2 separate regions of the Homo sapiens genome follow, and region 2 is linked to region 1. The links are chromatin loops, found by intact Hi-C in ENCODE. Cell type or tissue: Caco-2. All regions are shown on one strand. Links, peaks and the distances in the headings refer to the core of each region. The heading gives the core; the rest is flanking DNA. Region 1 holds the start of RAX (retina and anterior neural fold homeobox). Region 2 has its middle 57 kb from the start of SEC11C.

Region 1 (16,017 bases), core at 2,948-10,947:
CACTGACATGTACTTAGCATTCAATAAATAGTAGCTCTTGTATGTATTCTTAACTCTTGACAACTGAATTTGTTGAACTTCAGTGTGTGTGTATGGTGTGTGTGCGTGTTTAGTGATTATATGAGTTGTGTTTTGCTCTGGCTAAAACTAAAAGTAAGTTGCCTTTCTTGCACGTGTATCAGCTAGTGGGAGGAGGAGGTCCTCGAATATGGCGTGACACAGGGGGAGTTATTCCAGGATTAAAATACATCTGCTATGGGGAAAATCTACATGCAGACAATCAAGTTTATTTGATACACTTTACGAATTGATATATCATAGGCCTTTCCACAGACATTTTCACCCTAATGTAAAACATCGCTGAGAGGTGAAATGACTAGAGACTGTGGCTGAATGTCCTTAATTCACCGCTCTCCCTCTCCTTCTCCGTCCAGTGCACAGGGATATGCATGTCTCCCCCGTGTTGTAGGTGAGACTGTTCATCCAGAATACTTCCAGAAATTGGACCTTCTCCATACAGCCACGATCAAGGAGTCGCTTTATACTACAACTTCCTCACGTTTGGAAATGTGTGTCTCCCAACCATCCGAAGTTTAATGGGGCTTTAGCTGTGTCTAAGGTTGGCCGCAGGTGGGGGATGGAAGGAGGGGTTTTCTTTGATCCATCTAATGAATTAATGAATTAATCAGAGGTGGGGTTCAGAAGCCAGGCTCCTTACTGTTGCTGAAGCAGGGCTGATTATGAGCTAGCCTAACTGCTGGAAAAATGCAGCTTCATGCTAGAAGAATTAGGGACATGGCCCAGTCCATTCATCTTCCCTAATCGAGTTCTTGGGAAATACACACGTAGATTAGCCCCTAACAATGACCCCCGGCTGATTGCTTGGAGTACCCTCCACCGTGCCCACAATGGTACTGACTAGCTCTTTATGTCCTGCACAAAGGAAGCCCCAACTCCCCCTTGTCCTCCTCTGCCCTGTCTCCCCCACCCCCATCACCACCACCCCTGCCCTCGCCAGTGGCTGTTGAAGTCTTTTCTGCTTTTTTCCCCAGACTCTGAAACAAACAGTAAATAAAAGCTAACCTCACCTGGACTTATTAGGAGGAGCTGGGCAGTTCCAGAGGAATTAACTTTGGAAAACAAGGCCATAAACCCCTTAGCAGCGTGTGGGCAGGAGCTTAAGGAAACGCTGCCAATCTTTGTTTAGCGGTGATTATCGAGATCAATTTAATATTGGGGAAGTTTGCATAAAAAGCATTCTCGGTCAGAGGGGGAACAACAAATACCAATTAATTATCCCCACAGCTGCCCTCTGATCACCACCACCTCAGCACGTCAGCCACCTGGTCTATGTCACTGGCAGTCAGACCTTTTCGGGTGCCACCAGGCCATTTGTGGGCCCTGGAAAGGTGGAGGAGGGGCGGAGGAGGAGGCAAAACCTGGTCTGTCAGGGGACTTTCCAGAGGGTTTGTTAATTTGCCCTGGATGCCGGTACCCAAAGCCCACTCTCTATAGGCTCTGACTTTATTTCTTCTGGGAGCTAAACTGCTTCTACCTCCGCCTCTTAGATGCAGAATCCAGTCTCAGGGAAGGATTAAAGACAGACTGCAGGCTAAGATGGGCTTTGATTCTTTTCAAAAAGATCACACACTACAATAATAATTACAAATGAGCTGCAGGCAGAAAACACTGGACAAGGAGTCAGTGGCCTGAGTTCTAGTCCTGACCCTTCCACTTAATAGCTGTATCACTTTGAGCCTCAGTTTCCTCTTCTGTAAAATGGGGACCAATATGTCTGTCCTGCTCACCTCACAAGGTTGTGAAGATCAGATGACATGAAGAATGTGAGAAGATTCTGAAACCTACAAAGTGACATGTCGAGAGAATTGCTTGAGCCCAGGAGTTCCAGGCTGCAGTGAGCCACCATCATGCCACTGCACTCCAGCCTGGGCAACAGAGAGGGACCCTGTCTCTAAAATAAACAGACAAATAAATAATAAGTAAATAAAGTAATATGTGAACACTGTAAAGTGCTATTAACTTTCATTAATTTTAGCTTTTTTCTTAAAAGATAATTTCTGACTTGAATTAGTTCAATTTCTATCTCCTGCAGTCACATGCTTGCCCTTATTTTAGTTTGCCATTATATAGTTTTATTAAAAGTAGATATGCCCATCATGGGGAATTAACCATTGAATGATCCTTAAGAAATTGACTTGTCCTCCGCAAACATCCTTCTAACACCAATTTAAAGGTTGGGGATCTGAGGATGTGTGTTTTCCCTCTTCCTTTGTCTTGTCTTCCAGACTGGACGTTAAACTCCACCAGGCCAACGGCCCTGGCCTTTCCCAATTTGTTTGATGCCCACGACGTGGCCCTCGACGGTTGCCTTGCCCTCTAAAGGGACGCAGCAAACGCTTGTCTGAACGCAAGCGGGATAAAGAAGACACCCCTGCTGTGGAGATCAGAGCGCCTACTGAAAAGGAGATTTTAGGGATATTGTCCTCTAGGTCCTTGAGCTTTTATAGGAAAGCATTTTAATTCACGGTTCAGGCCACCAGTTCAGGGAAGGCCAAGCGCTCGCCTCGGGTCTCGCCTCAGATTTGAGGGGTGAGACGTTCACAGCGCCATTGTCCATCCGCGCTGCTGGAGGTGAAACACACTCACCCTATCCAATCATCTTTCCAAGTGGCCGATCAGTCACTGTGGGCCACGGAAGCCTCGAGGGGGTCCAAAGGAGAAAGAACTGCAAGCCAATTACTCCTGAACCCTCGGGGAGGCGAGAGGCCTCTTCCCCGGGAGAAGGTCCTTCCCCAGCCAGCTCTGGGCCATCTCCTTGGCCCGGAGTGTTGGAGGGAGGCGGGAGTGCGACACCGCTGCTCATCAGTAAAGGAGCCCGCCCTCCCCGCAGGACAAGGGGCGGGAGCGAGGAACTCCAGGTGGGTCTCCTGCGGGACCTGAGCCCGGCAGCACATCCGACTCGGGGCTCCCAGTCTCCTGCTGGGCGATCGGGCGCTAGAGGTCACCGGACTTGCGGACATAAATGGCCCTGGGGTGGGCGCTGCGGGGAAGGAGGGAGGCTGCCGGCGCTCAAGTCCGAGGGGACTGGGAGGAGTTACAACAGATATAGACGGACAAACTAAACGCGAGGTCCGGGACTTCGTACAACCCAGCCAAGAAAGGAGTGGGTCCCGAAAAGGGAGCCAGCGAGGGGAAATTCAAACTGCGACGAGTGCGGGGCTGGGAAGCCTTCGGCTGGGTCTCGGCGCTTCCAGGGGGCACAGGCCAGGGTGGCGGCCCCGCGGAGGTGAGCCAGAGGGGGCTAGAGGGGCGAGTCTGAAGCTGGGGAGGGGTGCGTCCAAGGAGGGAGGTGACCCCCAGGGGGTAGTCTGAAGTGAGAGGGTAAGCCCGAAGTAGAGGGAGACAAACGCAAGGGGAGAGATGAGCCCAAGGGCGTCGGCCCCACTGAGGCAGGACTAGGGGTGCGCCGCGACCAGGTTCCCGAGCCCATCAGGCATCCCGCCGCGGATCCCCGGAGTGTGTTTGTAAAGCTTAAAACGGATCAAGAGGTGGAAGGGGAATATTCCTAGTGCCGGCCCAGGGGTGGCCACTAGAGGACCCTGTGGCTGGGCCGGGTGAGGACACGCCCCTCTGTGGAGGGAGGGGCCGAGAGAAGGGGCTGGGTCCAGGGCGAGAGGGGAGGAGCCGAGGGCCAGTTGGCTCCCCGCCTTTAGCGCCGAGAGCCCCAGCTACCCCGAGCCCGAACTTCCGACTTCTGGGACTAAGGCGGCAGCGGGCTGAGCGCTCGGCCACCCCCAGCGTGCGCAGCCCGGGCGGGCTTCGCCCGCGGAGCTTGACCTAGGGTCGGGACCCGTCGGGTTGCACCGCCGCACTCGGGAAGACCCGGCTTCGAGCCTCTCCTCTCCGTCTCCAAAGCGCCCTCCCGCCTCCCGGCGCTCCCCATGCACCTGCCGGGCTGCGCGCCAGCCATGGCCGACGGGAGCTTCTCGCTTGCCGGCCACCTGCTCCGCAGCCCGGGCGGGAGCACCTCGCGACTTCACAGCATCGAGGCCATCCTGGGGTTTACCAAGGACGACGGGATCCTCGGCACCTTCCCGGCGGAGCGGGGCGCCCGGGGCGCGAAGGAGCGGGATAGGAGGCTGGGCGCGCGGCCCGCCTGCCCCAAGGCGCCCGAGGAAGGCTCCGAGCCCTCCCCGCCGCCAGCCCCGGCGCCCGCCCCCGAGTACGAAGGTGAGTGCGCACCCCTGGCTGTGCGAGGCCGTTCGGGCGCCCGAGCTTAGGAGTTGGCCAGACGAGAGCGCCCCTTCCTTAACTTTTATTAAGGCAACTGGGCGCGGGGTTGGGGACCGTCTATGGCGGGAGCTTCCAATTTGCATTCAGAGAAAGCTTAGGACCCATCGCCGCCCTCACCACGGACCTCCCCGGGCCATCTCGGAGCCCGCAGGCGGGCTGGCCAGTGCCCACAGCGAGGCGGGGTCGGCCCAAGGGTGTTTTGGGGAGTGCATCTGACCCTCCCGGGCCTCGTCGCCCCAGCCCCTCGACCCTACTGCCCCAAGGAGCCCGGGGAGGCACGGCCGAGCCCAGGGCTGCCCGTCGGGCCAGCCACCGGCGAAGCGAAACTGTCAGAGGAGGAACAGCCCAAGAAAAAGCATCGGCGGAACCGCACGACTTTCACCACGTACCAGCTGCATGAGCTGGAGCGCGCGTTCGAGAAGTCCCACTACCCGGACGTGTACAGCCGCGAGGAGCTGGCCGGCAAGGTCAACCTACCAGAGGTCCGGGTCCAGGTAAAGCGCCCAGGTTGAGGAACTGGGATCTGGGAGGGCCCGAGGCCCAAATTGCAGCCAATGCTTCTCGGAATTCACGGGTGTCCATGCATTTATTACTGTCCTTCCTCGACTTGGCATGCCCAGAGTCTCAAGGGAGAGGCACAGATCTTCGATGTTCCCTGTGCATCGCCCTTCAAGCAGTCTGTTCCAGTTTGTAGTACGAGCTCCCCTTTGGGGGTTTCCCTCTTCTAAACTCAAAATAGAAGATGGGAATGACTTGCAAGATGAAGAGGCCGACAGCTCATTAGACATAGCCAGGAAGGGGTTGGGGGTTGCTGAGTGGAAATGGAATGCAGGTAGTGATCGAGGGTGACAGGATTGGGGCCCCAAATGCCACCCTCGTCACTAGCTGCGAATACCGAGTTGGAAACGAAAACCCTGTTTCCTTGCGAAGGGCCTGGCACCTCGCAGTTGAAACTTCGGGTGGATTTATTTAAGAAACTGACTTTTCCTTTTCTGGTGCACATCCAACCAAACTTCTCGCTGCAAAGGCCTTTTCTTTTTATTGTAAAGGGGTTTTCGCTTTAATTAAAGCTGAATTATCTTTAATCCCTGATCATTAAAATATTTGAAAGCCTTAAATATTTGCTAGTCATCTGTGAAAAATCTGGGAGGATTTCCAAATTGGGAGAGTTTACAGAGGGCTGAAAGAGAGACATTGGGAACAAATTTCACTGCATCTGAAAGGCAGTGGAACTAAGATGGGATTTTTGTGTGTGTCTAATAAATTAGATTTCCAGGAAATGAGAACACTCAAGTGTTCGGAGCTTTTATCCATGTCTTAAAAGTAAAAGAGGACAAGCTGCTGCTTTTTCTTTTCTGCTTAGTTTAAGAGTTGAAAGTAATGAGTAAAAGTCATGGCTTAAAAAATATAATTCCCTAATGTGACTTGGGATTAACCAGCAAGGACAGTTCAATGTCTCCTAATTTGGGGCAGTAAAGCTGCAGTGATTTCACTGAAGGGGTGGAAATTTTATCACCTGCTTTCAAAAAAAGAAGGATGGGAGAGGGAATGAATACAAGAGAAAGAGTAGAGGCAAAGCCTTCCAGTACCCTACAGAATCCAAGCAAAGCAGACTCAGCTCCCTGGGCACTTGAGCCCACCTGCATCCTCCCTCATTACTTGTTCAGGAGTTTTGGCTTCTCCTCTAAGTTGTGAGATTCTTGAGAACAGTGTCTGTGACTTCTTTGTGACCACAGGGCCAGCACAGCACCCAGCATATGGCCATTCTTAACACATGACTATGATGTAATCAGATGGTAGAGATACTAGGCAGGATCTCCCACACCGAGGGCAGCAGTAGAGCATTGCAATAACCGACCTCAATCCTTCAGTCTATAACCTGGGACACTAGATCTGAAGGCTACAGCTGATGTGGTAGGGAATTGAGTGGGACAGACAGGGAAGCCGAGAAGGTGGTGGGACAGGAGCCCTCACCCAAATCAGTGTTTCTTTTCTCTACTGTTGGCAAGTATCTAATATTTAAGGGAGACTTGAGGCCTTAGATATGCAGATGAATCTTTTCTAGGATGGTACAGGGTACTTACACTTTTGTTGTTTCTCTTTTTCTCCCTAATTGCAGCCTCTCACACACTTGCCCTGCGGTGCTTGGGTGCTGGATTGCTGTTCTTTCAGCTCTCCTCGGGGGTCCCCTGCCCTTATTGACTGAAAACTACTTTCTCCCTTCTGAGGTTGCAACAATCTCCCCATTTCCCTTCATAAATATAGCACTAAAGCCACCAGTTTGGCTGAAATTCTTTTGTGTTCTCTACTAAACGGATTCTCTGTCTTGCCTGTGAAGGTGGAACTGGTAGTAAAAATGTAATTACACATATTCCAGCACTTTTATCAAATCAGTAATGAAGTTTCATTGGAAGAACCCGACGTTACTCTTGGCAAGGACTTCGTACAGATAAAGAAGAAGAAGCAAAAAACCTTGTCATTGAGCTAAGGTCTTAGGGTAATGTCAAAATTAACTTTGTAATGTAAAAGTAGATATAATAGACTGGAATGATTGTACTCCTTGAAAGTAATAACAAACAGCAGAAATAGTAAGCAGACATTAATTAAATAAAAATAAAAATATTAAAGCAGCAATTCAAATATGGTTGGGGCAAAATAAACCCCACTTGCTCCTATCTAGTTATCATAACCAGTAATCCGTGAAAAGAGCTGAATTTTAACGCCCATTCTTGCCAATTACTCTACTTAACAATATTTATTTATACCTGTATTTAGAGACAAAGGGTAGGTAAAGCAGAGAAAGTCTGAGACCAAAATACAGCAACTTAGATCTGTACCATACAGAGAACAAGCAAGTCTAAACTGTTAGGAGGGGCTGCCAACCAGAAGGTCACAGAAAATTGGTGAGATCTCGTTTCAAAGTTCTACGATTCGATTGCGGAGTTAAATTCACTTTTTTTTTCTGAGCTTCTGCTACGCACTAGGAGTTGGAAACAGATACAACCACAGCTATGGATAAACAGAGAAAAGGGTGGGACGCCACGGAGGACTAGGATGGGACAAAGAGACTCAGAAGAGGCGATAATGGAGAGAAGAGGCCAAAAAAAAAAAAAAAAGAGAGAGAGAGAGAGAGAGAAAGGGGATGGAAAAGAAAAGAGAACGCGGGGTGGGAGGAGTAGGAGTGGGTGGAAGGAAGGAAGATCCGGGCCTCTCTCGGCACATGCATAACAGTTGCGCCCCTAGTTTTATTTGAGGGGGACGGAGTGGAGCCCGCCGAGCTGAACCGGCTCAGGGTTGGGGACGCGGCCGCAGCCTCCGCTGCTGCCCGACGGCCCCTGTGCTCTCTCCTGCAGGTGTGGTTCCAGAACCGACGGGCTAAGTGGCGGCGGCAGGAGAAGCTGGAAGTGTCCTCCATGAAGCTGCAGGACTCGCCCCTCCTCTCCTTCAGCCGCTCCCCGCCCTCCGCGACGCTGTCGCCCCTCGGGGCGGGCCCGGGCAGCGGTGGCGGGCCGGCTGGGGGCGCGCTGCCGCTGGAGTCCTGGCTCGGGCCGCCGCTGCCGGGCGGGGGCGCCACGGCGCTGCAGAGCCTGCCGGGCTTCGGGCCGCCGGCGCAGAGCCTGCCTGCCAGCTACACGCCACCGCCGCCGCCTCCGCCCTTCCTGAACTCCCCGCCGTTGGGCCCCGGCCTGCAACCTCTCGCGCCGCCGCCGCCCTCCTACCCGTGCGGGCCCGGCTTCGGGGACAAGTTCCCGCTGGACGAGGCGGACCCGCGCAACAGCAGCATCGCGGCGCTGCGTCTGAAAGCCAAGGAGCACATCCAGGCCATCGGGAAGCCGTGGCAGGCCCTCTAGGGGCACTGGGGAACGTCTTGGGATCCGACCCCGGGCCGACCGCACCGTACCCGCATCCTCTCTCCCAGGGACAACCCCCCTCCCCAGCTCGGCCCCTCTTTCCCTGTCGCCTGCAGCCACCCGCCAAGCATAGTTCAGGGCCACGCGCCTGCTCCCGATGCACGGGGAGAAGGGCGACTTTCAGGCCTGAGGAGAGGCCCTCTGGCCGCCTCAACGCACTTCGCGGACCTCAGCCCTGCAGCTGGAGGGCAACAGGCTGCCGGGCCCCGCTGGCCACGCCGCTCCCATCACCGCAGGCGCTGGAGCCTCCAGGCCCAAACAGGCTGAAGCTCCTAAACTTGGCCATTCCCAGGAGGCTTGGAGACCCCCAGATAACCATAACAGGGAAGCAGGGGAGGCGGAAAAATAGAGTTTGAGAAACTTTTGTATAAGTAGTTTCAAACTATTTGAGAGGAGAATTAAAGACATGCTTGTTTTGTTTCGACTCTGTTTAAGCACGCTCAGGACTTGGGGAGAGGAGTGAATATTGGGGTACGGGAGGAGGGTGCGTTGACGGACAGGGTGGGTCAGGGAAAGAGGAGGACTGAGAAGAAGCTCAGGGTTTCCTTGTGAAAATTCTAGGGACACTTCGCTGCAGCAGAGAATCGTCCCCATTCCGAACGCTTCGGCGGCCTAGACCAGAGGCGCCCTTCCCTGGAGCCGGCGTGCGCGCTTGGGGTCCGGAGTGGATGGGGCTAAGGCTCAGATGCTAGCGCGCTCCCAGTTCCCCCGCTAGCCCCATAGTCCAGCGGCAGCTGATATTTTCAAGTTTGACTTCAATAGAAAGCGTCAAGACCACCTTCCCTAGGGCGAGAGCGAAGTGTCCCCCGGCCCCTGGCGTCCCCGCTCTCCTAAGGACTCCTCTCAGTTCACCAAGCAGATCTCCGGTTCGGTGCCAGTCCCTAACACCCAAGGTTGATCACCAGCGGTACAAGAACTGAGGCAAAGAGATGCTTTTCCTTTTCGGAGCCGCGAGACTCTCTAACCTCCCCAACTCGCTCCACACTCGCCAACCCAGAGTTCGGTAAAAGGCGCGTCTGGTGAGGTGCCGCGCTCGGAGAGTGTCCTGGAGCGCCCTACGCCACCGCCCCGAGAGCTAGTTCTTGCGGGCGTGCCCTGGACAGTATCTGCAGTTCTTTGGCGCCGGCTCTAGGGCGAGGAAGGAATCTCGAAATCTCAGCCCGCTTCACAATCTCCTGAGACTCTCTGAAGAAGGAGAGTCCCGGACTCCCGCCTGAGCGTGCTCGATATCCACCGTTGACACTGGAAGCTGGGCGACCGCCAGCAGAACCTGGATGCCCGCCAACAGGTCCTGGCACGGGGGGGGGGGGGGCGTCCACCCCACAACCCCCGTCCCTAAGCGTGCTTTCAGGATGATGCCCCCAGAGCCTTAATTAGCATCAACTGGCTACTGTCTGTCGGTCCTGAGCAAATTAGTGAAGCTCCCAGTCCCCTTTCCTCGTCTAAATAAACTCTGTCTCTCTGGAAGGTGGGAAAGATGGAATAAGATCACCTGTAAAGGCTTTGTGGAAAGTACCAAGACCCTGGCATGACGCAATATGGATTGTAATCATCGTCCCCATTTCCCCGAAATTCCCTGGCTGTTCTCCGGTTCCTGAAACCGACTTGGGAAAAGGATGACCACGCTGGAGCTGGGAATATGGGAAGCCTCATCATAGTTTCCAGTCCTTTCTCTGCGGGTCTAAGAGGCTATTGCATAACCAGGGCTGTGTACCCCTAGACCTCCAGATGGTGCCTTGCACACAGTAGGCTGATCAGTAAAAATGTACTGAATAAATTATTCCCCCCCAAGAGGTAGGGAGTAATATCTGCACTTTTCCTCACAAGGATGTCTCCTTGGGGGAGGAGGATGGAGCAGCCCGTGTGTTATCACCTTTTAGCAAGAAAACAAAACAAAACAAAACCAGAATGAATGTGTGTTTGGCCTATCATTTGTTTCATTCTTTCATTCCCTAGGGATGATTTATTTACAGAACTTCCAACTTCATGGGCTCCAAGTGAGTACCACACGTGCCCTGTCCTCCTTCTTACCGCAGTCTTGGGCACCTGTGACCTTGAGCATGCCACCGTCAGCATCTTCTTCACTTCCCTTAGATCATTGCCAAGATTATCCATTTCTTCTCCTCTGTGCTGTTTTTCAATTCTTTCCTTATGAGTTTTTCTGCTACTTCCCCTTCCTCTTCTACTGTTTAGTTTCAGATGAGAATAGATTTTCTTCTAAACCATCTCTCCAGGCATCATTTCAGAGACAAGCCCTTGGAAAATGATCACGAAAATATAAATAGCTAATAATTATTGAAGGCTTACTATGTGCCAGCACTCTTCTGAGAGGTTTCCATCTAGTGGCTCAGTTAAGCCTCACCACAATCCTACCAGGAAGATACAATTAGCCCCATTTTATAAATGAGGAGACTGAGGCATGGAGAGGTTGTCCCAGTTTACATTGTTTCTAAGTGCTGGGGCTGAAATAACCAAAAGTGTCCATCATAGTGCGTGTTGGGAAAACATTGCTGATAAGTGCTCCTTATATCAATTCTACGACAGCTCATTAGGCCATATTGGGAACTGAGATCCTGAGCGTTGGGCACTAGCTGTGCTTTCCTGAGCCTCCTGGAGAGATCTTCACACATCATCTGCCCCAGGGTTCCCCCGTCCCCAAGCCCCGCAGGGCAGCTCTGAGGGTGGGAGATTCACTGCCAGCTCTAGGAGTAGGGGTGCAGATGGGACGGGAATCCAGTACTTAACTCTGGCTGGAGGTGAGCAGCTTGTGATAAAGAGCATTAAAACCCCGATGGCCCTGAAACACTTGGGGCCCCTCTGCTCAAGCCCATGGCTAGAGAAAACGCTTTGCAGAGAGGCGCCGGCCGAAGTTGAGTCACAAGCTTCCAAAACTAGACTGTTGGCTCGGTCTAGGACGGGCATGAGGCTTTCAGGGACCCCGAGGGAAGCCTGCATCACTTTCCCAAGAATCACATGCAATGGTTCTTGAATCTTCTCTAATGAGGCTGCAAATTTGGCTCAGGTGATGCTACCAGTGCCCACAGAAGGAAAACAAGAACCACATGGGTCTTACGAGGTTCCAGAAGAAAAGGCACCGTGCTGCTCCAAGCACAGACCTAGGGCAAGCCTCTATTGGCTTCAGTCAATTCAAGAGGTCTGGAGATGCTTCCTTCCCAAACCCCGACGACGTCTGCTCTGACCCGCCCTAGGAGGAAAGCAAGCGGGTCTGTAGACCGGGATCCTCTTCTGCTCTTGCGAACCAGGTTGGGCGGGGCCTGGGCGGGGCTCTCAGATAGCGAAGGCGGGGAGGGGAAGGACGCCGCGAATTGGACCGCGCCGAGAGAAGGGCGGAGTCAGGCACTTTTGGGGAGGTGGGGAGCTGACCGCTCTTTGAGCCTCGGGGTACCTCCGCTGACCCAGAGAGCTGGAGCCTGCCGGGAGCGGACCTCCCCCGCGACCCCGTGGCCACCATCAGCCAGCCCCACGGCAGTTTTTGTTTTGTTTTGTTAGAGACAGGGTGTCGCTCTGGCGCTGAGGCTGGAGTGCAGTGGCGCAATCATAGCTCACTGCAGCCTTGACCTCTCAGCCTCAAACGATGCTTCTGCTTCAGCCTCTCGAGTAGCTGGGACCACAGGCGTGCGCCACCAAGCCCGGCTAATGTTTTTTGTTTTTACTTTTTTTGTAGAGACGAGGGTCTCACTATGTGTGCCAGGCTGGCCTCCAACTTCTGACCTTCAGCGACCCTCCCGCCTCGAACTCCCAAAGTGTTGGGATTACAGGCGTGAGCCACCGCGTTTTAAGTTTTGCGTTTTTCCCTTTCTGGAGCAGTCTCTGCGCGCGAGGGCGGCGTGTCCATAATGCGCGCCACGGCTCCCGGCTTCTGTTGGCGATGCTCGCAGCCCAATTTCTTTCCTGCACGGACGCAGGGGACTGAGGGCTCGGCCTCTCTGGATTGCTGGGCTCCAGAGGCTCGACGTTAAGAGAACAGCTGTAGGATGGCGGAGGCGCCCTCGCTCAGTGTCCTGAGGTTCCCGTAGGACCGCGGAGGCGCCCTCGCTCGGTGTCCTGGGGTTAGGCACTGCGGCCCTGGACCGGTCCAGGCTGTGTATCCCTAGTGGATTTCCTAGTTCCGAACACGGTTCTGTCCCCTGCCGGTCCGAGCCCCCACCTGCGCTGCTCAGGAGGGTGATCCGGGCTGGTCAGGGTGGGATGGGGTGGAGGGACTGGAAGAGAACCCCCAAGAGGGGCGGGCTTTGACCAGAGGTCACCAACTAAACTGGGACCACCCTGCTAAATTTATTTACCCTAAATACATATTCAGTGTTTGGGGAATGGGAATTGTCAAACTAGTGGAGACAATCCCTGCCTGTTCCCCACCCCGCCCCAGTTAATCTAGAATCTGGTGACGGTAGAGGGAATGCCAATTGCTCCCTCTCTAGTCCAAATTCACAGGCTAGCTGAAAGTCTTTGCGGAGACCGCTGGAGCCCACGCGCAGGAAGCTGGGGGCAGGGGGCGGCAAGAGAGACCAGGACCCCCAACTCAGCTTCCAGAGAGCGTGTTCCCCACACGGTCGGCGTACGGTGAGGGCACCCTGGGTGCGGACCCGAGAGCCTTGGCGGCTTCAGCATTTGATGAGATGCTGTCCCCATCATCCATCCCATCCAGCTCCGCCCCTCACCCCAGGCTCCCAGCCCCACTCCCAGCCTTGCCCAGTCCGCTTCTCCAGCCTACATTCCAAGAGCTCCTTTTCACCAGCAGAATCTTATTACATGAATGGAATCCAAGCCTCCAGGAGGTGGGCAGGGAAAGACTGTCAGGGAAGATAAAATTAAAAATTAATTTATTACAAAATACAATTAAAGTAATTAACAGCTGCACTTCCTCTTCGCTCAGGTAGCCAGAGCTCCGCACTCCCCCTTGGTGCCTTCTTGCCCTCCTGGTAAAGGCGAGACCCCGCAGCGCCAGACGGACGCACCCGACCCTTGTGGAGGCGGATGGTGCTCTCTGTGACCTTGTCGTCCCTTTTATTGGGGACCAGCTCTAATAATCTGGCCTCCGCTTGTTAACTGTACAATAGTGGGCAGAGTTAATGACTCATTAGTGATTAATGCCTTTACCACGCCTTAATTGCTCACTATAAAACCCCTTTGGTAAACTGGATTAAATCATCTAGATCCTTGACCACACCTCCCCCAGCCCTGGCGGACACGGAAACTGCAGGGTTCCCCAGCACCCTGAGCCGTCGGCTTTTTAATGGCAGGTGCAGTGGCAGCTCCTTTGCCTGGGAGTCAGGAGATCTGTGGCCCAGTCGTGACTGTGACATTGCTTGTTCCTGGGACCTTAAACAGAGTACTGTCAACAAACTTCACTGGAGCACTAGGTCTCTAAGATCTCTGCTCCCTCATTACTTCACCACAGACACCTAAAATGTGACAGCTCATTTGAGAAGCAGCTTTCCTCTGCTCTGTGCTTAGTATAAGTGTGTGTGTTTATGTTAGTGGATTCTGAATGAATTGTATACAAGAATATCTTCCTGTCCAAAGTTGTCTGCAAAATGTTTTTTCCAATCCTAACAGTGGCTGGATTCTGCAGTCTCTCTAGAGATATTTTTTTAAAATGAGGTTCTAGTTGTGTTCTTTCCTGTACCATCTTCATTTCCTGCTGTCTTTATCTAATCTGCAGACCGTTACAAAACATGGTGGGCCTAGCCGGGCATGGTGGCGGGCACCGTAATCCCAGCTACTCGGGAGGCTGAGGCAGAAGAATCTCTTGAACCAGGGAAATGGAGGTTGCAGTGAGCCGAGATCGTGCCACTGCACTCCAGCCTGGGAGACAGAGCAAGACTCTGTCGTAAAACACACACACACACACACACACACACACACACACACACACACACACACACACACCATGGTGGGCATGTAATGATAAAGTCCTAACACTCAAGGAGCATGGCCTAAGGAGGGGAAATAAGGACCCAACTGTACATAAATTTCCAAATGCCTACTGGTTTCCTCCACCTGAACATCCCAGAAGCTATCCCAAAACAAATGCATTCACATAAAATCTTATTTTTTGCTCTGTAGGCTCCTAAAAGCTCCATAAAATCCTTGTTCCTCTTTCAGCATTTATGTGCATCTAATGGATACGATGAGAATAATTCTCTCTTTTTTTATTATACTTTAAGTTCTAGGGTACATGTGCACAACGTGCAGGTAAGTTACAAATGTATACATGTGCCATGTTGGTGTGCTGCACCCATCAACTCGTCATTTAACATTAGGTATATCTCCTAATGCTATCTTTCCCCCCTCCTCCCACCCCAAAACAGGCCCCAGTGTGTGATGTTCCCCTTCCTGTGTCCAAGTGTTCTCATTGTTCAATTCCCACCTATGAGTGAGAACATGCAGTGATTGGTTTTTTGGCCTTGCGATAGTTTGCTGAGAATGATGGTTTCCAGCTTCATCCATGTCCCTACAAAGGACATGAACTCATCATTTTTCATGGCTGCATAGTATTCCATGGTGTATATGTGCCACATTTTCTTAATCCAGTCTACCATTGTTGGACATTTGGGTTGGTTCCAAGTCTTTGCTATTGTGAATAGTGCCGCAATAAACATACATGTGCAGGTGTCTTTATAGCAGCATGATTTATAATCATTTGGGTATATACCCAGTAATGGGATGGCTGGGTCAAATAGTATTTCTAGTTCTAGATCCCTGAGGAATCGCCACACTGACTTCCACAATGGTTGAACTAGTTTACAGTCCCACCAACAGTGTCAAAGTGTTCCTATTTCTCCACATCCTCTCCAGCACCTGTTGTTCCCTGACTTTTTAATGATCGCCATTGCAACTGGTGTAAGATGGTATCTCATTGTGGTTTTGATTTGCATTTCTCTGATGGCCAGTGATGATGAGCATTTTTTCATGTGTCTTTTGGTGGCATAAATGTCTTCTTTTGAGAAGTGTCTGTTCACATCCTTCGCCCACTTGTTGATGGGGTTGTTTTTTTCTTGTAAATTTGTTTGAGTTCATTGTAGATTCTGGATATTAGCCCTTTGTCAGATGAGTAGATTGCAAAAATTTTCTCCCATTCTGTAGGTTGCCTGTTCACTCTGATGGTAGTTTCTTTTGCTGTGCAGAAGCTCTTTAGTTTAATTAGATCCCATTTGTCAATTTTGGCTTTTGTTGCCATTGCTTTTGTTGTTTTACACATGAAGTCCTTGCCCACACCTATGTCCTGAATGGTATTTCCTAGGTTTTCTTCTAGGGTTTTTATGGTTTTAGGTCTAACGTTTAAATCTTTAATCCATCTTGAATTAATTTTTGTATAAGGTGTAAGGAAGGGATCCAATTTCAGCTTTCTACATATGACTAGCCAGTTTTCCCAGCACCATTTATTAAATAGGGAATCCTTTCCCCATTTCTTGTTTTTGTCAGGTTTGTCAAAGATCAGATAGTTGTAGATATGTGGCATTATTTCTGTGGGCTCTGTTCTGTTCCATTGTCTATATCTTTTTTTGGTACCAGTACTATGCTGTTTTGGTTACTGTAGCCTTGTAGTATAGTTTGAAGTCAGGTAGCGTGATGCCTCCAGCTTTGTTCTTTTGGCTTAGGATTGACTTGGCAATGTGGGCTCTTTTTTGGTTCCATGTGAACTTTAAAGTAGTTTTTTCCAATTCTGTAAGAAAGTCATTGGTAGCTTGATGGGGATGGCATTGAATCTATAAATTACCTTGGGCAGTATGGCCATTTTCACGATATTGATTCTTCCTACCCATGAGCA
Region 2 (16,017 bases), core at 2,890-10,889, 190 kb after region 1:
CCTTAGTTGATCTGAAAGGAGGACAAGCTCTGTCTATGTGGGAGGAAGAGCAAAGTGTTTTCCTTCTGGTGTCTCTGAGCAGATAATTGGAGCCAGAGTGACGGGGAGGGAGCAAATTCACACCAGAGCAGCTGTTTCTTCTGCCTGTTTTGAAACTCATTGCAAAAATAATAGACTTCAAGGATGGAAGTGCACTCAGTTGCCATGCCCAAGATGGCGGTGTCATCTCACATAGCAAAGGGAATGGTGCTCTCCCTGGCCAATTTTGCATTTTAATGCCGAGAGGCAGCTGTCTTGTCGACAGCAGTTTCACTGTGTTTTAAGAGAGTTTCTTTCATATACCTCCTCATTCACAGTGGAAAATATTGTCTCAAAGAGCCCTTAGAAGTGCTTTATTAGAAACCTAAAGTTTTAGGCCGGGCACGGTGGCTCACACCTGTAATCCCAGCACTTTGTCAGGCCAAGATGGGCAGATCGCTTGAACCCAGGAGTTCAAGACCAGATGGGGCAATGTAATAAGACTTCATCTCTACAAAAAATAAACAAAATTAGCCACATGTGGTGGCGTGCACCTGTGGTCCCAGCTACTTGGGAGGCTGAGCTGGGTGGATCGCATGAGCCTAGGAGGTTGAGGCTGCAGTGAGCCAAAATCACACCACTGCACACCAGCCTGGGAGACAGAGCAAGACCCTGTCTCAAAAAAGAAAAAGAAACCTAAAGTTTTGAAAGGTGTTATGGATTGAATTGTGTTCCCCTCAAATTCATATTCTGAAGCCCTTATTCCCCAGTACCTCAGGATTGTGACCTTATTTGGAAATAGGGTCATTGCAAGTATAATTAGTTAAGATGAGGTCATACTGGTGTAGGGTGGGCTTCTATTCAAACATGACAAATATCCTTATAAATAGGGAAAATGTGGCCACAGATAGTGGGAACATGCCACATAAAGATGAAGGCAGAGATCAGGGCAGTGCTTCTGCAAGCTGAGGAGCCCCGAAGATTGCCTGCAAACCATGGACGCTGGGGGAGAGCATGGAACGGGTGCAAACCATGGACGCTGGGGGAGAGCATGGAACAGGTGCAAACCATGGATGCTGGGGGAGAGCATGGAACGGGTGCAAACCATGGATGCTGGGGGAGAGCATGGAACGGGTGCAAACCATGGATGCTGGGGGAGAGCATGGAACGGGTGCAAACCATGGATGCTGGGGGAGAGCATGGAACGGGTGCAAACCATGGATGCTGGGGGAGAGCATGGAATGGGTGCAAACCATGGATGCTGGGGGAAAGCGTGGAACATGCAAACCATGGACGCTGGGGGAGAGCATGGAACGGGTTTGCTCTCGCAGCCCGCAGAAGCCACCCCTGCTGACTTTGAAGACCTTGATCTTGGACTTCAGGTCTCCAGAACTGTGAGACATGACATTTCTATGGTTTAAGCCACCCGCTTTTTAGTACTTTGTTACTGCAACTCTAAGAAACTAATACACAAGACATTGCTGTATACAGATGAAAGAAAAGGACAAGTCAAATAAGCTGGTGCCACTTCATGAATTAGGTAGATTCTAAGTGTTGAAAGGGGTTAAAGAGCACATAATTCCAGGAGAAAAATATTTCACCTTCCAGGAATGTATTTTGTCACTGGGAAAACAAGATAGGTATTCAGGAATCGAGCCTTGGGTTTTTTTGTTTTTTGTTTTTTGGGTTTTTTTGTTTGGTTTTTTGTGTGTTTTGTTTTTTTGTTTTGTTTTGTTTTGTTTCTTCTGAGATGGACTCCTGTTCTGTCGCCCAGGCTGGAGTGCAGTGGCACGATCTCAGCTCACTGCAATCTCCACCTCCCAGGTTCAAGCGATTTTCTTGCCTCAGCCTCCTGAGTAGCTGGGATTCCGGGCACACGCCACCATGCACGGCTAATTTTTTTGTATTTTTAGTAGGGACAGGGTTTCACCATGATGGACAGGCTGGTCTCGAACTCCTGACGTCAAGTGATCCACCTGCCTCGGCCTCCCAAAGTGCTGGGATTACAGGTATGAGCCACCACACCCGACCTCTTACTTCCTTTTTGAAAAATAGCATCACTCATGATGTGATCTCAAGTCTCACAGTCCTGGTTCCTAGTTCTTTCTTATGTGTGGGCTAAGTCCCCTGGCCCAGGAACTGTGGCCAGAGGTCCCAGGCCTGAGCTGAGGGGAAGTCCCTGGGCCTACAGCATGGAAAGCTCCTGCCCCTTCCTGAACCCCCCCGCCTCCACCCCTTAGAGAGGTTGCAGGGAAAGGAGAGTACAAGGACTTGTAGCATTTGTCTACTGGCCAAACAGGTGCCAGAGCTCTCATCACCCACTAGTCACCAGCACAGAGCCCTCTACATGAGATACCAATTAGAGGATCAGGCTGGAAAGGCTGGGAGAGCCCAGTGAGCCCACCAATGAAGAACGTGAGGGAGGATCCTACCCTGTAGCCAAAGGGCAGGTATCAGAAGAGGACAAAGGCAAGTGGCAAGGAGGTGCCTGAAGGGCCACAGCCTCTGGTCATTGCAAAGCTTCCTTGAGCATCTCTGTTCCTATGATCTGGAATCTCCCATCCCAAGGACTGCCACGTAGTCTTCATCAGAGTGCTGATTAAGGGCAGAGGCCAGGGAATCAGCTGGCCTTGGTTCAAACCCTTCTCTGTCAGTTACTAGCTGTGTGACCTTGAACAAGTGACTCAACCTCTCTGAGTCTCACTTTTTTCAACTATAGTATGGAAATAGTAGTAGAGACTTTGGGATGGATTAAGTTAAATAACCCATCTAAAGGGTTTAGTACCTCATCAGGTACATGGTAAGTCCTCAATCCATGTTAACTCATTAATAAACTCACTTTTACACCTGAAAAAAGCATTACCCCCTTGCAGCCCATCTGGAAAATGTCCATCCTGCTTAATCAAACTCTCTCTCCTTGTTCACAGCAGCAAGTATAGGTTTTCTCTCTTTTTTTAAGAGACGGGCTCTTGCCCTGTCACCCAGGCTTGGAGTGCAGTGGCACGATCATAGCTCATTGCAACCTCAATGAGTTCTCTTTTTGTTGTGGCAGATCAGAGCAGACCCCATTAGATAGTGATGATTAGCTGTTGATTAGAGTCATTTCTACTATGGGATGAAAAGAAATCGCATTTCTCTCTGCCCGCCTCCAAATTCCAGGCTCAGCTCCCTGACAGTCTAGGGGTCAGAGAATTAGGCAGTGTGTTCCTCTGCACATGCAGAGAGAACGTTTGTTTGTTTGTTTGTTTGTTTGTTTTTGAGATGGAGTCTCCCTCTGTTACCCAGGCTGGAGTGCAATGGTGCAATCTCAGCTCACTGCAACATCCACCTCCCGGGTTCAAGTGATTCTCCCACCTCAGCCTCCTGAGTACCTGGGACTACAGGCAGGCGCCACCCTGTCATAGAGACAGGGTTTCGTCATGTTAGCAAGGTTGGTCTTGAACTCCTGACATCAGGCAATCCACCCACCTCGGCCTACCAAAGTGTGGGGATTACAGGTGTGAGCCATGGAGCCCAGCCCAGGGAGAGCATTTTTGTGCTTTAACAAAGCATGATATCAAAGTAATATGAGTAAGCTAGATGGCCAGAGAAAGAAACACTGGCAAGCTGCATTCTTTCAGAGCCAGACTACACCTGAATTGGGAGGAGCAGAGTGAGCGAGAGCAGATGAATTCAGCGATACTGAGATCAAGTGTGGCCAGCACATCTCTGCCCACATCACACAGCCAGCTGTCAGGTGAACTAGATTATATATAAGTAAACACATGTCTCTAACTGTTGAGTCAGGGAATATGAAGTCACATGGCTATGCCTGCAAGGGAGGCTGGGAAATGGCGTTCAGCTGGGCAACCATGTGCCTAGCTACAGTCTGCTATTATGAAAGGAGAAGACAGATGTTGGGGAACACACAGCAGTCTCTCTCACAAGGGGGTATAAAGAGAGAAGATCGAGGAGGGGAGCCAGGCACGGTGGCTCAGGCCTGTAACAATCCTCCCAGCTTGCAGCCAGGAGTTAGAGACTGTAGTGAGCTATGATGGCACTACTGCCCTCCAGCCTGGACAACAGAGCAAGACCCTATCTCTAAAAAACAGAGGAGGGAATTAGAGAGTGAGAACAGAGGTGAGAATGGAGAAGAAGAGTTAATTATAAGTAGAAGAAAAAACTCCAGTTGCTGAGGCAAAGCCCTGGGGTTGGATTCCAATCAGTGCCAACAGCATCATAGCAGTTGCTGAGTTGTTATTCTGGGGTTTAGGAAGAGGATGTCTGTGACTACAGTAAGAAAGGGGGGCCTATTCCATCTCCCGGGCCTTACCAGCCTCCACTTCAGGCTCATCTTGTTTCTGTCATGATTTTGTGCTTCCGACTCTTAAAATTGTTCTGCATTTTGTTCCCTTTTATTTGCCCACTGTCTTTAAACAACTCGACCAGACAACTTGAACAAAAGCTATGACTGAACAGGGATCATGAAAAGTGGGGGTCCTCTACTTCCACTATGAATGGAAAAGTATAGCACGCTTCCTTCCCTTTGCATAGTGGTCGTTTTTCAAAAGGTTCTTGCAGATGTTGTCTCAATTCCTTCTGTAACGAAACTGCAAGGCAGGGACAGACACTGTTAATAATAAGTAGTCAGGGTGCAGCCTCTGGGGTCAGACTGCCTGATTGAAATCTCAGCTCTGCCATTTATGAGCTGTGTGATCTTGGGGAACTCAACCCCTCTGAGCCTCATTTTTCTCAACTATAAAATGGGATACTAACAATATCTACTTGGAAAGATTGTTTAGTATCTATTTCTATGAGTTTTGTGTATTAAATGAAACAATTCTGTTTGGCACATGGCAAGCACTTTACAGGTAGGAAAACTGAGGTTCAACTAAAGTGATTTGCTTAAAGATTCAGAATCTGGTTTTCTAACTTCCAATTCTACTCTACCTCAAAGTATAGGTTTTGTGGAGCTCAAAGCAGGTAAGCGGCTTGTGGCATTAAATAAAAATTAATGTAAAATTATGAAACAGAACAAAATATATAGATCAGAGAAAAGAAACCCAAGGAATGGCGATGTAACACAGAAAAGAGCCAGGAAGGTAATGAGAGAAAAAGAATAGAGCTAGGCAGAGGGGAATCATGGCTGCCAGAAGCATGAAGAGCCTGAAGCTGTCATTTTCCAGAAAAGGAAACTGAGGCATGGGGCAGTCACATGCAACTCCAGCATACAGGGATGCAGCAATGTGGAAGGAAATGCATCCCCAGAATGCCAGAGAACTTTCTCATTCTGGTGATTCAGCCTCCCAAGTTCCTGGGGAAATTCTCTGGAAGGACTTTGGCATCTTCCCACTGGCTGCCCATCACTGCAGTCAGATAAGCACCACCAGTTCAGCGAGGAAAGCACACATCACAATGTGTTCTTCTTGCTTTTGTTTTATTTTAATCCCTCTAGGAACAGGAGACAGATAACCTTTCAATAATCTGAAATTCCAATAAAAAGAAACTCTCTCTGAAAAGTACACAGTGTTTGGGAAGGCTTTAGTATTTAGTAGACTTTAAAGATTTTCATCAGCCCTCCAATTTCTCTGTGTGCTTTGGAGGCATTGAGGGGAGTAATATTAGCTGAATAAAAGGTCACCACCACAAGAGTTGTTTTTAGCTAAATAAATTTGACATGGCAGGGTTGAAAGCTCTAGATAGATATTAAATTGCTGGTCATACTTGTGAGCAGGTGCAACTCTCATTTCCCACACCCCCAGGCAGCAGGGGAAGCTCTTTCACTCTATGATGGCTTGTAAATTTTTTTCCTCTCTGTTTTTACTCTTTTTCTACATTCTTGTCCTCATTTCCTCTATGATGCATTTCAAGCTTCACCTGGCTTTGCAACTATAAACATTTCCACTTAAATGCTGTGTTGCTGGTTCCCAAACTTGAATAGAATGATCTCAGGGCCTTTGGAGACACTGATTGCTGGGCCCCAGCCCCAGATTTTCTGATGCAAGACGTCTGCATGGGAACTGAGAACCAGTGTTTCTAACAAGCTCCCAGGTGATGCTGTTGCGCATAGTCCAGGAGCCACACTAGGAGAATGGCTGGCTTAGATCACCCTCCCTTGGCTGCACCCTGGACCCTGTCCTAGCCAAGGCCAGCAAATCACTCTGCACTTTTGTCTTCCTGTGGTTCCAAGGAGACTTTCCTCGTCAATATTGTAGCACTGCATTCAAGACCCAAAGATGCACCAATGAAGCTTCCATGGGGGTGCTGTGGAAGTCAGCTTGAGAGCTGAGCAATGCCAGGGGCACTAAGTCTTGGGCATCTCATCCCAAAGCCATCCCGGAAAGCACCCTGCTTGTTCTTTACTCCCAAGGCAGGTGTAGATTCCACGTTAGTCCTTAGGTTTGCGATATCTCTGGCTGGCCCCCAGGGTTGGCTTTGATCAGAGGCCCTGGAACCTGGAGCTGAGCAGTTCTCCCAGCCATCCACTGACCCAGGAATGCCAGAGACCTCCACACGGATCTCCCTCACCAGAGAGCTAGCACTGTCCCTTAGCTGACGGTGGGAGGATCCAGCAGGACATTTGTCTGATGCATTGGGTCTTAAGGATCCAGGAATTTTGAAGTCCAGTCTGACCAGCAGTCCTTACCTTAGAAATTGAAAAATAAATAAAACATAAGATTCATTTCAAGTTCCTCAGAAAGAAAGCAGTGAGAATCACTGAAAAAAAAAATACTGTTTTCCATTGAAAATGATAGATTAGATTAGAAATATTAGATGTATTTCTTAAAGGATTAAGTGAAAACCTTACTTGGGCATTCTAAATTCCTTAGTAGGCTGGTCATTTAAAAGGAAGCAATGAAGGCTCTTTGACTCTTCTACTTCACAGTCTGACAAAATCTGCAGTTTTCCTAGGAGGCTTCCGGTGTGTTCAAGAAGGCAGCGGGGCCGACACTGGTCTCTTACGTGCTGCCCTCTCGTGGTCACCCAAACACATGCAGCTAAAGCTTTCTTCCGATGCCGCTCATCTATTTGTTCAAATCCACAGGAACAGAGCCCAGGATAAAGGCGGACAGGTGATGGAGGTTGGCAACAGCACAGCTGACTCCACGGGTCTGAAACTATTGCTATGGCTGGCACTTCGTCAATGTGTGGGGTTCAGAGGAGGTCAAAAAAAATCATAGAGGCAAGAAACAGTGATTATTCTTTAGACTTTGTTAAGAGGAAATTTGGAAAGAAAACGTGTGTGTGTGTGTGTGTGTGTGTGTGTGTGTGTGTGTGTGTGTGTGTGTGTGTTATGCATATGAACACAGAGGTGGAGAGGGAGACAAACAGAGGAGAGATAATCTGATAGAGAGATTTTGTTCCAGTGCACTGCCCACGTGGTCTGGTAGGAAGAGCAGGTGGGTGAACTCGGGCAGGAGACAACACAGTTGCCTCACTACAAAATGATGTCCTTGAATAGATTATCTCTAAAGTCCCTTCCCATCCCAATTACGATTCTACTTAAAACAAAACAGAAAAGAAACCCCTTTCTTTCCCCGTGCTCATTTCACGCACCCGAGCTGATGGTCCTGGCTGCCCTTCTGCCTGCCTGCTCTCTTGCTTCTCTTTCCCTGTTTTCTAACAAAGAACTCCTTATGCCGTCACTTTGGCTTACATACATGCTGCCTTCTTTTTGAATCCATGGGATTTTCAATATGATGTACTAAAAGTTTCATTTTTCTTTTTGAGTCTCAGTCAAGGGTATTCCAATTGTCTTGTCTCTGAATTTTTTTTCCTTCTTTTCATGATCCCCTAAAACTTTCATGTGTATCTTACCCTGTTCTTTGTTGCTGGGAAAGATAAGTTCCTGGCCGAAAGCTGTCAGTGTCGGTCTTCAGCACAGAGCCTGTCTTTTAGGTGGGAAATACACCACGGTTATTCATTCCATTAATCTGCATATTGGCTTAGAGCGGCGATTCTCAAAGTGTGATCTGGGTACCCTCCAGGAGTTCCTGAAAGACTTCCAGGGAATCCATAAGGTCTACACTATTTTCAGAATAAAACCAAGATGCTTGCTTTTTTCCCTTCTCATTCCTTTATGAGTGAGTGTATGCTGGAGTTTTCCAGAAGCTACATGATATGTGATACTGCAACAGACTGACAGCAGTGGCGGATGTAAGATCAGCTATGTCTTCTATTTAGCCAGCTATTAAAGAGATTTCTGAAACTGTAGCACAATGACAGTCTTCTCGCTAGCATTTTTTGTTTTGAAAATATATGCCCTACCCTGAGCTTAAAAAAAAAATAAAAAAGAGGCCAGGCGCAGTGGGTCATACCTGTAATCCCAGCACTTTTGGGAGGCTGAGGCGGGCTGATCACCTGAGATCAGGAGTTCAAGACCAACCTGGCCAACATGGCAAAACCCTGTCTCCACTAAAAATATAAAAATTAGCCGGGTGTGGTGGCTCACACCTGTAATCCCAGCACTTTAGGAGGCCAAGGTGGGCAGATCACAAGGTCAGGAGTTTGAGACCAGCCTGACCAATATGGCGAAGCCCCGTCTCTACTAAAAATACAAAAACTAGCCAGGTGTGGTGGCACGTGACTGTAATCCCAGCTACTTGGGAGGCTGAAGCAGGAGAATTGCTTGAACCCAGGAGGTGGAGGTTGCAGTGAGCCGAGATTGCTCCACTGCACTCCAGCCTGGGCAATAGAGGGAGACTCTGTCTCAAAAAATATATATATATAAAAATTAGCTGGGCATGGTGGCATGTGCCTGTAATCCCAGCTACTCGGGAGGCTGAGACATGAGAATCGCTTGAACCCAGGAGATGGAGGTTGTAGTGAGCCAAGATTGCACCACTGCACTCCAGCCTGGGCAACAGAGCAAGACTCTGTCTCAAAATTAATAACTGGTATTTTCCATAAAAATATGTTAGCATGAAATGTATAATTTATTATATTTAAAGGAATTTATAAATATTATCCCATTTTTTCCATTTCTAATTTCTAGTATAGTAAATATCAATAGATATATTCCACATAATAAACAAAGGCTCTTCGGGTCCCAGATAATGTTGAAGATATAAAGAAATCTCGAGTCCAAATAGTTTCAGAATCGCTGACGTAGAGGAACCATGGGATTGTGGGGTGACTCCGAAGCTCAGTTTGCACACGTATCCTGGGCCCCGATGTAACATGAGGAGAGATTCGGGGTGGGTGCCAGTTCACTAGTTACCTGATTTTAAAGAGTGGAGGAAGGGGGTTAGGTTCAACACCGTTCCCCAGGAAGCACCTATTCTCAGGTTGCCTTCAACTTTCCCTGAGCCCAGGAAAAGCAAAGCTCCTTTGCGTTGCACCTGTGCTGAGCCAAAAGGGGCGGTGGCCCCAGCTGAACATATGCTGCTGTGTGATGCTAGGCAAGCTTGTTTCCCTGGTGCCACTGCAGAGTCTGTGTCCGAAGATTCTAATAGGCTGGTCCTTGCAGCAGCTGTGGGTTCCATAAAGGGACTGGCCTGAAACAGATCCCCCCGGCTTCTCACTGCTGTACTGTAGAAACCAGAAAGCTAAATGTTACATTTTTTAAAAACCCATTTGCAGCTAGGGCACTGTTATCAGATACTCTAAATTGTGTTCCAGAAAAGCACGTAGAAACTCTAACCCCAGCCAGGCACGGTGGCTCACACCTGTAATCCCAGCACTTTGGGAGGCCGAGGTGGGTAATCACGAGGTCAGGAGTTCCAGATCAGCCTGAACAACATGGTGAAACCCCGTCTCTACTAAAAATGCAAAAACTAGTTGGGTGTGGTGGTGGGTGCCTGTAATCCCAGCTTCTTAGGAGGCTGAGGCAGGAGAATTGATTGAACCCGGGAGGCAGAGGTTGCAGTGAGCTGAGATCACACCATTGCACCCCAGTCTGGGTGACAGAGCAAGACTCCATCTCAAGAAAGAAAGAAAGAGAGAGAGAGAGAGAGAAAGAAGGAAAGAAAGAAAGAAAGAAAGAAAGAAAGAAAGAAAGAAAGAAAGAAAGAAAGAAAGAGGGAGGGAGGGAGGGAGGAAGGAAGGGACTCTAACCCCCAATGTGACCTTTTTTAGAGATAGGGCCTTCAGAGAGGCAACTAAGATTAAACAAGGCCATAAGGGTGGGCCCCTAATGCAATAGGACTGGTGTCCTGGTAAGAAGAGGAAGAGACACCAGTGAAGCAAGCGCACAGAGAGAAGGCTATTTGGGGGCACAGCAGGAAGGTGGCTGTCTACAAGCCTCGGGAGAAACCAAGCCTGCCATCACCGGGATCTTGGACTTCCAGCCTCCAGAACTGTGAGAAAATACATTTCTGTTGTTTAAGCCACTCTGTTGGTGATATTTTAACATGACAGTCACAGCAAACTAACACAGGCAGTGACTGAGACTTAGATTCTGCCAAGCAGGCATTCACATGGGATTTGGAAGGTAGAAGTGAGATACACACAAAACCTCTGCTGCTTCTGCTGGAAAACATCTTGGACATGTCTGGTTTTTCTGTGGCAGCTTCCTGGTCATGGCAGTGTATGATTATATTATGATATCCCGATCATGGTAGATTTCTGATGATACTAGTTGCCAAAACATGATGGAGGAAGCATGGCTCTGCTTCAGCAGCTGCGGCAATGACTCTCCAAGTGACACGTGGCTTCCTGGGAAGTAGCTCTCATGGTACTGAGATGTGGCTTTGAGAATTATTCCTGAAAGTGATGGGCAAGAGAAGACTCTCCAGCTGGTCTACCTTTGCTATCTGGCCCCTATAAATAGTACTCCAAGTATCTGTGGCACCTCAAGTAGCTCTATGAAATCTATGACAAACCCTTAAAGGTCTCTGGGGTCATGAATCAAAGCCAAGCCCTCTTTGGCTATTAATATTCTTCTAAGTAAAAGTTTCTAACTTGTGGCCAGGTACAGTGGCTCATGCCTGTAATCCCAGCACTTTAGGAGGCCAAGGTGGGTGGATCACCTGAGGTCAGGAGTTCTAGACCAGCCTGGCCAATATGGTGAAACCCCATCTCTACTAGAAATAAAAAAAAAATTAGCTGGGCATGGTGGTGGGCGCCTATAGTCCCAGCTACTCAGGAGGCTGAGGCAGGGAGAATTGCCTGAACCCGGAAGGCAGAGGTTGCAGTGAGCCGAGATCACATCACTGCACTCCAGCCTGGGCAACAGAGCAAGAATCCGTCTAAAAAAAAAAAAAAAAAAAAGTTTCTAACTTGCCATTGGGCCCTTGTAAAAACAGAATACCTGGCTATGGGACATTAGTGGTCATGTGACTTAAGCTATCCATAATGAATTTTTATCTAATCCAGTGAGTCATAAGGTTGGATGCCTGCAGAGGTCTCCATCATAAGTGGATATGGAATATGGGGGCAGGTCCTGAAAGTGACGGTACATCACTGGAGCAGAGGCTGTACAATCTCAGTGCACCACCTCCTGCTGCTACAATGCCATCTGCCATGACCTCACGGCTGGTTTCCTGGGATCAGTTGACTAAGAAAACATTCAGCCTGGTTTACAGAAGGTGCCACGCAATCATCTGAAAGTTGATACAATATTATAGCCCCATTCAGGGGTAGCTCTGGCAGGACAGAGAAATCCTTGTAATGGGTAGAACTTTGAATTCCTGGAAGAAGAGATGGCCAAATATATAGATCTTCACTAATTCCCAGGCAGCAGCTAACCATTTAGCTAGATGACTAACAGCTTGGAAGAAGTGAGACTGGAGGAATTCTTGACAAGGCCTGGGGCAAGTTGTATGGAAGACCTTCTCAGAATAAGCCCCAAGTGTGGCAATAATTGTGTCCCTCGTTACTATCATGGAAGAGCACCGCACATAAGGCTCTTAATTCTCAGGTGAGCAGGATGAGCATGATTCTTTGGCTATGAGCCAGCCTCTCCCCATGCAGCCAGCATGCCACCTTGCTGATAATCCTGCTGAGCAAGCACAGGGTGGCTGGATAAAGAGACAGAAGCAAGGCAGGCAGCAACCTTTTGCTGCTTTTTTTGCCCTGGAGCAGGCACCTTCCATGGAAGTATCTGACCTTAGCAGCATCCTCATCGTCATCGCTCCCTTCTCCACATCCTGCTCCACACAATGGTGCTGTTTTCGTATCCTCTACCTCTAGGAGCATATTTTGGGACATCCAGGCCCTTAATGTCAATATCAGTGTTTCTTGAAGTGTAGGCATCAGAATCGCTTACTTGTTTTTGTTAGTATGTAGGAGTCAGGAAATGTATTTTTATCAACATCCCCAAGTAATCTTTGTCTTCACTAAATTTTGTGACAATCTGATCTTGAACAAAAAGAAAGTAGTTCTCTTTTTTATTCTCTGTCTCTCTCAACTATCCACAGCCTGCCCTCTTAGTTCAGTTTCCTGGGCTAAGGACTTCCTTTTTCCTAGTGTCTGGCCCCAGGAACAATCTCTTTTTAGTGGCCGTAGCCCCCATATCTGCAAGATGTAGCCTTAAACCTCATAAAACTCTACAGAAGAACCATATGCCAGTTCAGTGTAGCCTCGGCATTCATGTAAGAAATCTTCCCTTCCAAGAATGGAGTGGGTTGGGTCTTCCTTCTTTGCCCTGCCAGAAGTCATCATGATGAAGAAGGCTGACAGCTGGAGAACAGAAAGCTGAAGATCATGGGTTTATTGGTCCACTCCTCGCTGAGGAGAGGTTGAGATTGAAAAATCCTAAAAGGGAAGCAACTCCCAGACTGCCAGCTGGGAAGGCACAGTCTGGGGCCAGAGAAGCTCCCCACTGCAGATCCATTTCCAGCGTGGAGAAAGCGTCCTCCTGCTCCCTCCAGTTTCAGCCTGTCCTGTGGTTTTCTGCAGCCTTTCAGGCAAACACAGACAATGGCATTCCCATCTTCCCTGATCCCTCCATTCCCACCATGCCACCTCCCCTCAGCAGATTCCTGCTGATGTTCACCTAAGCCTCCACCCCCTCAAACCCTTTACCCTCATCACCATAGTCATCACAACCTGCTTACTTTATTCATACCAAGTAGCAACTGAAAAGTCAAATTTCTGCGGTTGGGAATGCTTAGCTTCAGCAACAAAGTGTCTATATGTCAGACCACAATGGAACGCAGTAGTTTGAACTTTTAAAATGTAATTAACAGCTAGACAGTGCTTCTCCAAACTCCCAATCCAGTAAGCACTGAAGTGTAGAGTATCTAAAACCTTAACAGACTTCCCCTGTTTCTCGCAGGGGTTTTATAAAAGGATATCAAGGAGAATGACTGCCCTTCTAGCCCAGAGATTGTAGTAGGGGATTTGTTTAGAGTTAAAGAAAATATCTCATGGGACTTGGGTTCTGTTGGGTTCTGGACACTGATTTGTTGTGTCCAACATGACCAGATTTGCTGATTTGTTTGAAGCCCATTGGTCTCAGGTTCATCTTCTGTAAAATAAGATGTTTCCCAAGAAAGGGTCTCTACATGTCTCAGAAGCTTTTATGAGGCTGTGAGCCTCATCTGATACCAGAGGAAGATATCACCAGCTCACTGTTCACAAGTCCATCCCATTCCCAGCGTGGATCTGAAAACCACAGAGTGCCAGTCTCTGTAAGTGTCCTCTATTGTCTCTGGTCCAGATCCATGAAGATCCTGAACATGTTTGCACAACTGGAGGGAACAAGGGGGCCTCCCGGGGAGATACAGGGAGGCTGTGTGACAATGGGGAAAAAGCAGCACATTTGGAGGAGGCCTCGGTCCCCCAGGTCTGGTGGTAAGACCCTCTTTTAAGCTTCCTTAGTCCTCATCTTCCTTCAAGCATTGAGGAAACATAAAATACCTCACAGAATCCTCAAGGAGTGCAAATGTCCTAAGTCTTTCTCACCTTCCAAGCCCACATCACACTCCAGCTTCCAGCGATCTCTCTCCTGCTTTTCACAGTCAAACTTCTGGAAAGAATTGCTCATAAACCCCCTGCCTGGTTAACCCATCAGGACATGGTGGCTGAGCATATGGGCTCTGGATTCGAACTGCTTGGATTCATATCCTGGTGCCCCCACCTGGCCCCCACCATTGGCCTTGCACCAATGACATAGCTCTGTGCCTCAGTTTCTCCATGTGTAGATGAGGATAATAGTGTTTATGTGCATGCTGTATTAGGATTAAATGCCTTGGTTTCTGTAAAGTGCTTAGGAAGGTACCTGGCATATAATGAGCCCTCAATAAATACTAGGTATCACTGTCTTACAAATCTCAATTTAGGGCTAGCTTCTCAGAAATTCCACTTCAGGCCTCCTAGTTAGGGTCAGGCTTTCACAGTTCTCACTTAAGTTGAAATTAGGTATTTTTGGTGTGATTATCATGACCCTCATGCAGGGCACTCACTATAAGGTCAAAGGGAGCAGAAATTGCACCTGTGTTTCTCTACATAGTGTTCCTACTGCTTAGCTCAGTAACTGGCACACAGCAGGAACAAATACATATTTCTTGAACATACAAAGGAATGAGTGAGCACTGGTACTGGCCTGAGTCCGTTAATGAATGGAGGCTGCTGTCAGAGAGCAAGTGCCCCAAGCTCCTGGACGAACCCATAATGGAAGAGATCTTTGGCCAAAGGGTACCTGGCCGCTTGAAAGAATGACTATGGCTCCCAAAGGGGGCCTATTAGGGAAGCCCTTTGGGCGTAAGAAAGCTGACTTTGGGCCAAAGACTGTGCATGTCTTGGAGAAGTTGCTATTTGCACGTGAATGTCATCAACTGAGACCGTGATGTAGAACGAATCCTGTCACTCCTTGAGTCCTGTGGCTCATTGGAATCCTTTTGGAAGTTTTGGAAAAAAAAAAAAAAAAAAAAAAAAAAGCACAGATTCCTAAGCCCCACTCCAATCTGGAAATCTCCAGGAGTAGATCCTGGGAACCTAGATTTTTAAAAAGCTCTTTGGGTGATTCCGTTGCCACCAGCCTGTACAGACCAGCAGGCTCTAATCTGGCCAAATTTTATCTTTTTACAAAGGAGGAAACAGAAACACACTTTTACCCTGCATCAGTAAAGAGGGCATGAAATTTTTAATAAACACGGAAATTAGCTGATCATTTGTTAGGGACTAGAAAATATGGTGTGTGCCCTTGGAAACAGCACATAATACAAATCATCCTTGGTAGGGGTCATTAGCATGGAAATGAGATCTGATTAAAAAGCACTGACAGCACTTCCTCCTCCTCCTATTGTGATTAGAGCAAAAATTAGACTGTTTGGCACACTCAGTCAAGTTTCCTCCGATAGACTCGTCTCTCTTGGCCAGGGTATGTTTGCCAAGTTTAACACAGGATGGCCCAGTGTTACTTATCTAAGTGCTGACAGCCCTTCACACCTGAGTGTTCCTGGCTGGTGTGGACTCAGTGATCCAATCATCACCATCATTCTCTAACCCAGGGTTTCTCAACCTGGGCACTATTGACATTTTTTATTGGATATTTCTTTGCAAGGAGTGGGGGGTGCACTACCCTCTGCACTGTAGGGTGTTTAGCAGCATCCACGGCCTATGGTGTCTACTCACTAAAGAACAATAAAGCATGTCCCACGGACATTGCCAATTCTCCCCTAGGGAGGGAAAAAAGCCTCCCCTTCTCCCACCTCCACACTGAGAACTGCTTTAACCTTACAAATTCACTTAACAGAGAACTCAAAGGACCACAGCACGATGTCAGGAATTTTCACTGGAGACTTTTTCCCTAACAGAAAAAATATAAAAGAATATTTCTATGAATTTCATGGACAAGACCCAAAAAAGGACAAAACCAAAAAGAAAGGATTGATAATTTTGCCTACATTAAACTGTAAAACTTTCATAGGAAAAACATCATATATGAAGTTGCCATAGGGGAGAAAGTATTTACAACACAAATAATCGATGAGAGATTAATGTTCAGAATACACAATTGTATTAGTTCCTTCTCACACTGCTATACAGGACTGCCCAAGACTGGGTAATTTATAAAGGAAAGAGGTTTAATTGACTTACAGTTCCACATGGCTGGGGGGACCTTGGGAAACTTAC

Evidence for each region. Peaks named below come from ENCODE experiments on the same cell type or tissue, not always from the same donor. Only the 100,000 strongest peaks of a DNase experiment are listed, where the experiment ranks them.
Region 2: a loop joins it to region 1, with 5 times the contacts of the local background. A loop is called at or near these places in 4 of 110 quality-filtered maps.

What each region holds. Positions count from the first base shown.
Region 1 is chr18:59,261,152-59,277,168 of GRCh38, reverse strand. RAX (retina and anterior neural fold homeobox) reads left to right here and starts at 3,715. Exons shown (of 3, transcript NM_013435.3): 1 at 3,715-4,251; 2 at 4,555-4,808; 3 at 7,668-10,131. The coding sequence starts at 3,963. The coding sequence ends at 8,165. RefSeq lists silencers at 7,760-7,919, 7,885-8,095 and an enhancer at 7,880-8,390. In Caco-2, for the core only: no CTCF peak of the experiment used is centred there; a DNase peak (open chromatin) is centred at 7,918; H3K4me3 peaks cover 771 bases.
Region 2 is chr18:59,075,317-59,091,333 of GRCh38, reverse strand. No RefSeq gene overlaps it. Among named protein-coding and RNA genes, the nearest start is that of SEC11C, 57 kb to the left of the region's middle. RefSeq lists an enhancer at 1-230. In Caco-2, for the core only: a CTCF peak has its summit at 6,991 (motif pointing left); a DNase peak (open chromatin) is centred at 6,973.